Linked DNA regions of Homo sapiens: regions 2 and 3 are each linked to region 1. The links are chromatin loops, found by intact Hi-C in ENCODE. Cell type or tissue: Calu3. All regions are shown on one strand.

Evidence for each region. Peaks named below come from ENCODE experiments on the same cell type or tissue, not always from the same donor. Only the 100,000 strongest peaks of a DNase experiment are listed, where the experiment ranks them.
Region 2: a loop joins it to region 1, with 3 times the contacts of the local background. A loop is called at or near these places in 4 of 110 quality-filtered maps.
Region 3: a loop joins it to region 1, with 2.0 times the contacts of the local background. A loop is called at or near these places in 2 of 110 quality-filtered maps.

Annotation. Positions count from the first base shown.
Region 1 is chr14:98,905,517-98,908,016 of GRCh38, forward strand. No RefSeq gene overlaps it. Among named protein-coding and RNA genes, the nearest start is that of LINC02914, 200 kb to the left of the region's middle. In Calu3, no CTCF peak of the experiment used is centred here; a DNase peak (open chromatin) is centred at 1,165.
Region 2 is chr14:99,265,197-99,267,696 of GRCh38, forward strand. All of the region lies in intron 1 of BCL11B (BCL11 transcription factor B), which reads right to left. Among named protein-coding and RNA genes, the nearest start is that of BCL11B, 5.8 kb to the right of the region's middle. In Calu3, a CTCF peak has its summit at 1,529; a DNase peak (open chromatin) is centred at 1,525.
Region 3 is chr14:98,973,225-98,975,724 of GRCh38, forward strand. It overlaps the pseudogene RPL3P4. Among named protein-coding and RNA genes, the nearest start is that of LINC02914, 260 kb to the left of the region's middle. In Calu3, no CTCF peak of the experiment used is centred here; a DNase peak (open chromatin) is centred at 1,077.

The DNA of each region.
Region 1 (2,500 bases):
TTTTCAAACTCTCTTTTTTTTTTTTTTTTTTTTTGAGTCAGAGTCTCGGTCTGTCACCCAGGCTGGAGTGCCCTGGCGTGATCTAGGCTCACTGCAACCTCCGCCTCCTGGGTTCAAGCAATTCTCCTGCCTCAGCCTCCCGAGTAGCTGGGATTAGAGGCACCCGTCACCACGCCTGGCTAATTTTTGTGTTTTTAGTAAAGACGGGGTTTCACCATGCCCCTTGGCCAGGCTGGTCTCGAACTCCTGACCTCATGATCCGCCCACCTCGGCCTCCCAAAGTGCTGGGATTAGAGGGGTGAGCCACTGCGCCCGGCCATTTTCAAACTTTTAAGGGGCTGCAGGGATCACTAGAGAAAGTTTGGGGCTGTATCCTACTTGACCTAAGTACCTCCATTTTTAACTGTTTACATATTGGGCTTTCCAAATTTCATTTGCAAACTGAAATTCTGCACACAAAAAGTTACAAAAATCAAAATTTTGAAAAATTATGGTCTAATTCTTCCCTTTTAAAGATAAGACACTAACGCCCAGAGAGAGAATACAACGTGCCCAAGATCGCCTAGCAAGCTGCTGATGGGGCCAGAAAGAGGATCCAGACCTCCAGACTCCACATCCAGGGCCCTTCTCACACTGCCCCCATCACCTGGCCTCCCTCTATCCTAATGTTGACTCTGCAGGCTTTCAGGGGCCACCTGCCATCCAGTCCCCCTCCTGTGGGCTTATCAGTGGCTGCCTACAGGACTCTGAGATTCCAGATGGAAACGGAAAGAATGGTAAAAAGGAGGTAATTGGGCCAAGTTGTGGAGGGGGGAGCTGTCTCAGCCAGGTATGCAGCGTCTCCTCAGGTGGAGAATCTGGCTAGAAATTCCGAAGGGGACAAAAGCTAACTCCATATGACCATGGTGTTGGGTTTTGAAACCCTATACGTTTTTTAAATCTATAATTATGTGGTACACACCTAATTAAAATGGACTATAATTGTTGAAATATTTTATTGAAGTCATTTTTTTTTTCCGAACGACAGGTTTAACAGATGATAAAACTTGTCTTGTGGTTAACTTGGGCTGCCAAGATCCCCAGGCACAGTACAGAGGGTGGGGCTGTCCGACAGCGGACAGTCAACTGCATCTGAATGCCAGCATTCTTTGCTAAGCACTCCCTTCTGAAGGCTCCTCTTGGGCCCCATGCCAAGCGCTCAGGACGGAGACAAATAGCCTGGGTGGGTGTTTTGTGCACAAAGATGATTGAGGTTTGCTTTTGCTCGATGGAGAAATCCTTTGAAATTGTGCTCCCGGGGAGCAAGGGCAGCTAAGATCAGAGGGAACTGTTTATTCAAAAGCACAAGGAGAGAACAGTGATCCCTCCCCACTCACAACCCACACCCTCCTCCAAACTCCAAATGACCACGGCGAAACAGGCCTCGACAGCGTCAGGGAGCTGCATCCTCACGTCTTCCAAAGGATGAGATGGATGTTTCTCTACCCGTGCCTCCGACAGGAGTTGCAGTTTACTGACAGTCTACCAGGTGCTCAGTGCTTTGTATGCTTTGTTTCTAGTATTTACTACCCACTTTACAGATGAGGAAACTAAATCATAGATAAAATGAGTGGTTTAAGGTCTCGCGGCAAGGAAATATGGCATAGTCTTAACCCCAGCTCTGCCAAACTCGGAAGCCAATGTTTTTCCACTGCTGTGTTCTGTCTCAAAGGCTGGCTCAAAGCGCGCATCTTCATTATTCAAAAAACGGAATCAGCCTGCGGGAGGGAAGGGCAGGAAAGCATGCCCCAGGAGTTGGGGGTTCCTTTTCATTTGTGTTGTCTGTCTGTCCTCCCTACCCAGCCCTGCCGGCAGCATGGGGGAGGGGGCATATTACAAGATCCAGGGGTACTTCCCAGCCCACACCACCAGCACAGCAAGGGCTAGGCCAGGGAGGCAAGGGAGAAGTTTGCTCCCTTTCCTGCCTGAGAACCAGGGGGTAGTCATTTGACCCCCAGTTCTGAGCTCAGCGAAAGTGAGAGCAGTAAGGTAGGGCCCTAGTTGTGAGCCACGTGCCGTTGTCCAGATTTTGTGATGGCTTTATCCTCTGTGATTGTCCCAACCCAGCTGTTAGGCAGCTATTGTCATCCCTGGGCTACTGGTGACCAACAGGGGCCTAGCGGCTGCAACAGACCTAACCTGACCCAGCTAAAACAAAGCTCCAAAACCACCCTAAAAAACGTATTCTGGGAGTTTCTCCATTTTGCGTTGGTGTTTTTTTGTTCCTGTGCTTTCTTTGTTCTTCCTTTGCCTGTCTGCTCTCCCTCAAGCTTGCCCTTCATTTTTGCCGTCATCATTTTTATTGAGCACCTACTATGTGTGAGACCCTCTGCTAGATGTGCACTGTGGAGGAAACACGCTTCTTGAATTCCAACGCCCACTCTCCCCCGGGGAGTTGCAGCATTCGACTACTCTCTGCTTCCTAAGTGCAGTTTCTGCCTTACAAGTCCGGCCCTCGGGG
Region 2 (2,500 bases), 360 kb after region 1:
TACAAAAGTGTATCTACAGCTAACACCGTCTTCAGAGAAAGATGCTCAGCCGGTATCAATAACTCAACCATGTGGTGCAGGGTACAGTCCCCAAAGACCATTTACTTTCTCCTTGTCCTCCCCAGATGTGAAGCCAACATTAACCTCGAGGCCAAAGTCTTTGGAGAGTTTCAGCTAAAGGTGAGGCCTAACCAGGCAGCCAGAAGGTCCATCCTTAAGCCATGGGAGATGAAGGAGAGTCTCCAACGGACAAGAACCTGACCCCCTCCCATTCCCTCCCCCATATATTTTTTCCTGCATTGTCTTATCTATGATCTGTGTTTAGTTACAGCTTGTGAAACTCCCCTGAGTTCTAAGGCAAAGGATTGGAGATTGCTAAACTGATTTTTAACGGTTTTCTGCAGCTCAGAGACCACCGTCCGGCCCAAGACTTCGAGGTCACCGTGCCTCTTCATCTCTGAGTGGTCCAGTGAGCTCGCTGCCACTACATGCTTACAACTGGCTCGATTCAAACATTAAATGAAGTAGAGAAATCATCAGATAAATTGCTGGCCCTGTGTACTGGAGAGTGAAGGCTCTTTCTCCAGCTGACGACAGCGCTAGGCTTTTGTCTGACCTAATTTATTTCTCTTTCAGGTTAGAATAAAGCACTCTTTCCTGTCGCAGGGTAACCTCTTCTGCTCATATATTGAACTCTAGCATAAGACTCAGGGTGCAGTCTGCAGATTTCTTCAACTTGGGAAAGAAGACATTATAAATCTAGAAATCCTATGATCAAAAGCACATATATTCCCCATCACTAGATTACATGTTTAGGGGAGAAATCCTCTCATTAAAAGCCATCCATAAAGGACAACTGTTTGGGGTGAAAGATGTGATCAAGACTGGCTCTAGCAATCACATACTCTTTCCAAACAAAGTTTTACATGTTATTTGAGTCGGCATTTTAAATCTTTGGGGAACGGTGCTATTTCCCTTAGTTCAGTGGGAACATTACCTAATAAATGGAATTGAGAATCCAAGTGTCATAAAATTTGAGCTAAAAGGATTTCCATTCATCAAGCTGTTTTAGGTACACGACTCCCAAAAGCAGCAACTCTCGACTGTTCCCTGGGTCTGTGACATGCAAGACAGAAATGAGCAGTACGCCTTCCCCAGACCTCCCCAGCCCGATCACCAGCGCCTTAATAACGCAGCAGAATTTTCAGAACGTCAAGACCACGGACGAATCAGGGAAAACACACCCATTCAAAACTCACAATTTTAATTGTTAAAAAAGAAAGAAAGAAAATCAAAGAAAAAGAAAATGCCCCCATCTGCCAAGTGAGGGCTTGTAAATCAATGGCGATAGCTTGAAAATAGATTTCTCAAACTTATATTCTCATTTTGTCCTGCACGAATCTCTGCTGGAAAATCAATATTACAACTTCACACTTAAGGTATTTTGCAGCAACGTAAACTGCCGCCGCTGCTGATGGAAGCCCGTTCCTAGCCCATTGTAGCGGAGGCGCCAAGCCATGACACGGGCACCGAGCTCCCCCTAGCTGCCAAGTGGCGCTAGGCGCGGCTCGGCGTTTCAGCTTGCCATCAACCAAAAGCCAATTCAACTGAAAGTTTATTTTGGAAAGTATTTTATCACAACAAGCAACAGAGAATGCAAAGCAATCGAGATAGGAGATGAAAAGGGGATAAGTGAAGGCTGGTGCAAGCCGTGTTCTAAGCTATAAGACAGTGCCAAGAACTCCATTCTGAGAAGGCGCTAGAAACTGGTATCTGTAAACGACTGTTTTCTGTGCTTCCGTCTCACCTGAGACACAATTCTAATTATTCTCAAATGCACCCAAAGTTGGGCTTCCCTTGGGTTGAGTAGGACCCACTTAGCCCTCCACACTGGTCACTGACACAACACACCCAACCAGCTAACCCAGCCTCGATGTCTCTAAGGCCGGCTTCACAAAAGCAACTGCATTCACCCCAGCACTTCAGAAATGCCTAGTTTTCTGTTATGAAATATTTCAAAGGCCAGACAAAAAATCGCCAAGGCCAAGCACAGGCAGATAGCAACCTCCCCATCAAAAAAAAAGAAAAGAAAAGAAAAGAAAAGAAATATGCATATGTACATCATATCATTCAGGTAGGGAAAAAAGACCCTTTAAAAATATTAGGGGCTGTTAAAATATGCTCACGGCTGTTTTCTCTCAGGTGTGAATTACAAATGAATAAAATCAGCCTGGCATAACACCTTTGGTGAACACGTTTTTATTCTCCCATTGAATCAGAGCAGCTGACTTATATCACACTTCTAATGATATGGGGTTCCCTTCTGTGCAGAAGGGAGAGGAACTTCACCCCCCCCCCACCAACTAACCAAAAAAAAAAAAAGAGGGCTATGTCTTATGAAATTTATCGGAGGCCCAATTCTGAAAGACATGTGGACCACTGGAGATATACTCTACCCTGGGGAGTTAAGATAATTGTGAGCACCGCTGCCTTCAAAACA
Region 3 (2,500 bases), 68 kb after region 1:
TGGCCAATCTTATAGATCTTCTTGTTGATCTCAGTGCGGTGATGGTAGCCTTTCTGCCCAGCGCGTGCCACAGAGAATTTGATGGCGTGATGTCTCACAGAAAGTTCTCCGCTCCCAGACATGGGTCCCTCGGCTTCCTGCCTCGGAAGCGCAGCAGCAGGCATCGTGGGAAGGTGAAGAGCTTCCCTAAGGATGACCCGTCCAAGCCGGTCCACCTCACAGCCTTCCTGGGATACAAGGCTGGCATGACTACACACTTCTAAACAACCAGAACTCACAATAACTCACCCACTCACTATCACAAGGACAGCATGGAGGGGATGGTTATAACCCATCATGAGAACTCTGCTCCCATGATCCAATCACCTCCTACCAGGCCCCACCTCCAACATCGGGGATTACAATTCAACATGAGATTTGGACAGGGACAAAGATCCAAATCATATCAGATATATAAGCAAAAATTTAAAATAGTGGTCATTTCTGGACAGTATGATTTTTGTACAGATATTTTCTTCTTTTTGCAAATCTGTATTTTCTTAATTTTCTATCATTCACATGGCTATTTCTGTAATAGAAAAAATAATTTTGAACATTAAACAAAATACCTGTTTTTATTACGAGAAAGCATAGGAATGGAATTTGCAACACGCTCGACACATGCAAAATATCCAATGTGAGATTATGCAAGGGAGAGAATGCATGGAATCTGGAATGGTGCATCGATTTGAAATTAGAGTTGGAAAGGAAGTCATTAATCCATTTGCACAGCTGAGAGACTGAGGCCTAGAAAGGAGAGTGGTTCAGATGAGCCAGCCAGGCCTTGACCTTGAGACAACCAGACTCTGAAGATTTTTCCATGACCCAGGCTTTGATTGTTTTTGGTTTTTGTGGCCCTTCCCTCTAAGTTCTATCACCTTACGAAATCAGTTGGGCTTAAGTGTCAGTACCAGGATTGTTCAAATAAGCAATATGCACCATAGGGGGAAAATATTGATCTGAAAGCATGAAGGTTGTTTGTCTAGTTTCACACAGCCAACCAAATTAACAAGACAGAATGACTCAGAATGTCAACTGAACCAGGGAGGTGTTGCCTTGGAGGACAAGGAAAAGGTGATCTGTGAAACCAGCCACAGGTACCATAAGCCAAGAGGACAGAAATCTCTCACAATTTCTGCAAATCTAGTTCCTTCTACACAGCATGAAAGATAGACATGACTTTGATGCTACATGGAAACCTAAAACTTTGTCACTGAGGCACAAAAGATATTCATTTTCTGGTGGCAAAAAATTTATCACCACAAAAAAATTTGTCTCAGTGAGGAGATAGTTAAGAAAAAAAATACTCTTCTCCTCCCCTGGCCATGTCAATCTTATTAGTGACAAATTACCCTCTCCCACACACTGTCCTTTTGTTTTCTAATTATGACTCCTGCTGTCAGAATGGAGAATCAGCCACACTGGCTCCTGCCTCAGTGGATGCTCAGACACATGCAGATTCCTCTATGCCCTTGTAAAATATTCTGCACAAAAGAAATAATTCTAAATCCTACCATTTTTTTTGCACAATCCTCTTAGAGCCTTGAGGGGCAGTAAAAAAGAAAAAGGGAATTGTTGGTAGATTTGTTGAGACTTTGAGACTGTCCTTCAGTGAGTAGAGGCAAAATAAAGCCTTTTTTCAGACGTATAAAAGCTAAAAGAATTCATCACCAGCAGACCTGTGCTACAAGAAATGTTAAAGAAAATCCTTCATGCAGAAGGAAAATGATAGCAGATGAAAACCTGGATCTACACAAAGGAATGGAGAGCACCAGACGTGATAACCATGTGGGTAAATATACAGGCACTTTTCTTATTATCTGAAACTCTTTAAAAGACAATTGACTGCTTAAAGAAAAATAACAACAATGTATTATGGCGTTTATAATGTATGTAGAAGTAAAATGTATGGCCACAATAGTGCAAAGGCCAGGAAAGGAAAAATAGAAATATAGTGTTATAAGCAACTTATACCATATGTGAAGTGATATAATAACACTTGAAGGTTGACCATGATAAACTAAAGTGCATATTAACCCTAAAGCAACTATTAAAATAACTGAACAAAAAGTTTCACTACTAAGCTAATAAAGCAAATGAGACAACATGGATCATTAAAAAAATACTCAATCCAGGCTGGGCGCGGTGGCTCATGCCTGTAATCCCAGGACTTTGGGAGGCCGACGCAGGTGGATCACGAGGTCAGGAGATCAAGACCATCCTGGCTAACGCGGTGAAACCGCATCTCTATTAACAATACAAAAAATTAGCCAGGCGTAGTAGCGGGTGCCTGTAGTCCCAGCTACTCAGGAGGCTGAAGCAGGAGAATGGCGTGAACCCGGCAGACAGAGGTTGCAGTGAGCTGAGATTGCACCACTGCACTCCAGCCTGGGCGACAGAGCGAGACTCTGTCTCAAAAAAAAAAAGAATATTCAATCCAAAAGAAAGGTAGAAAAGAAGA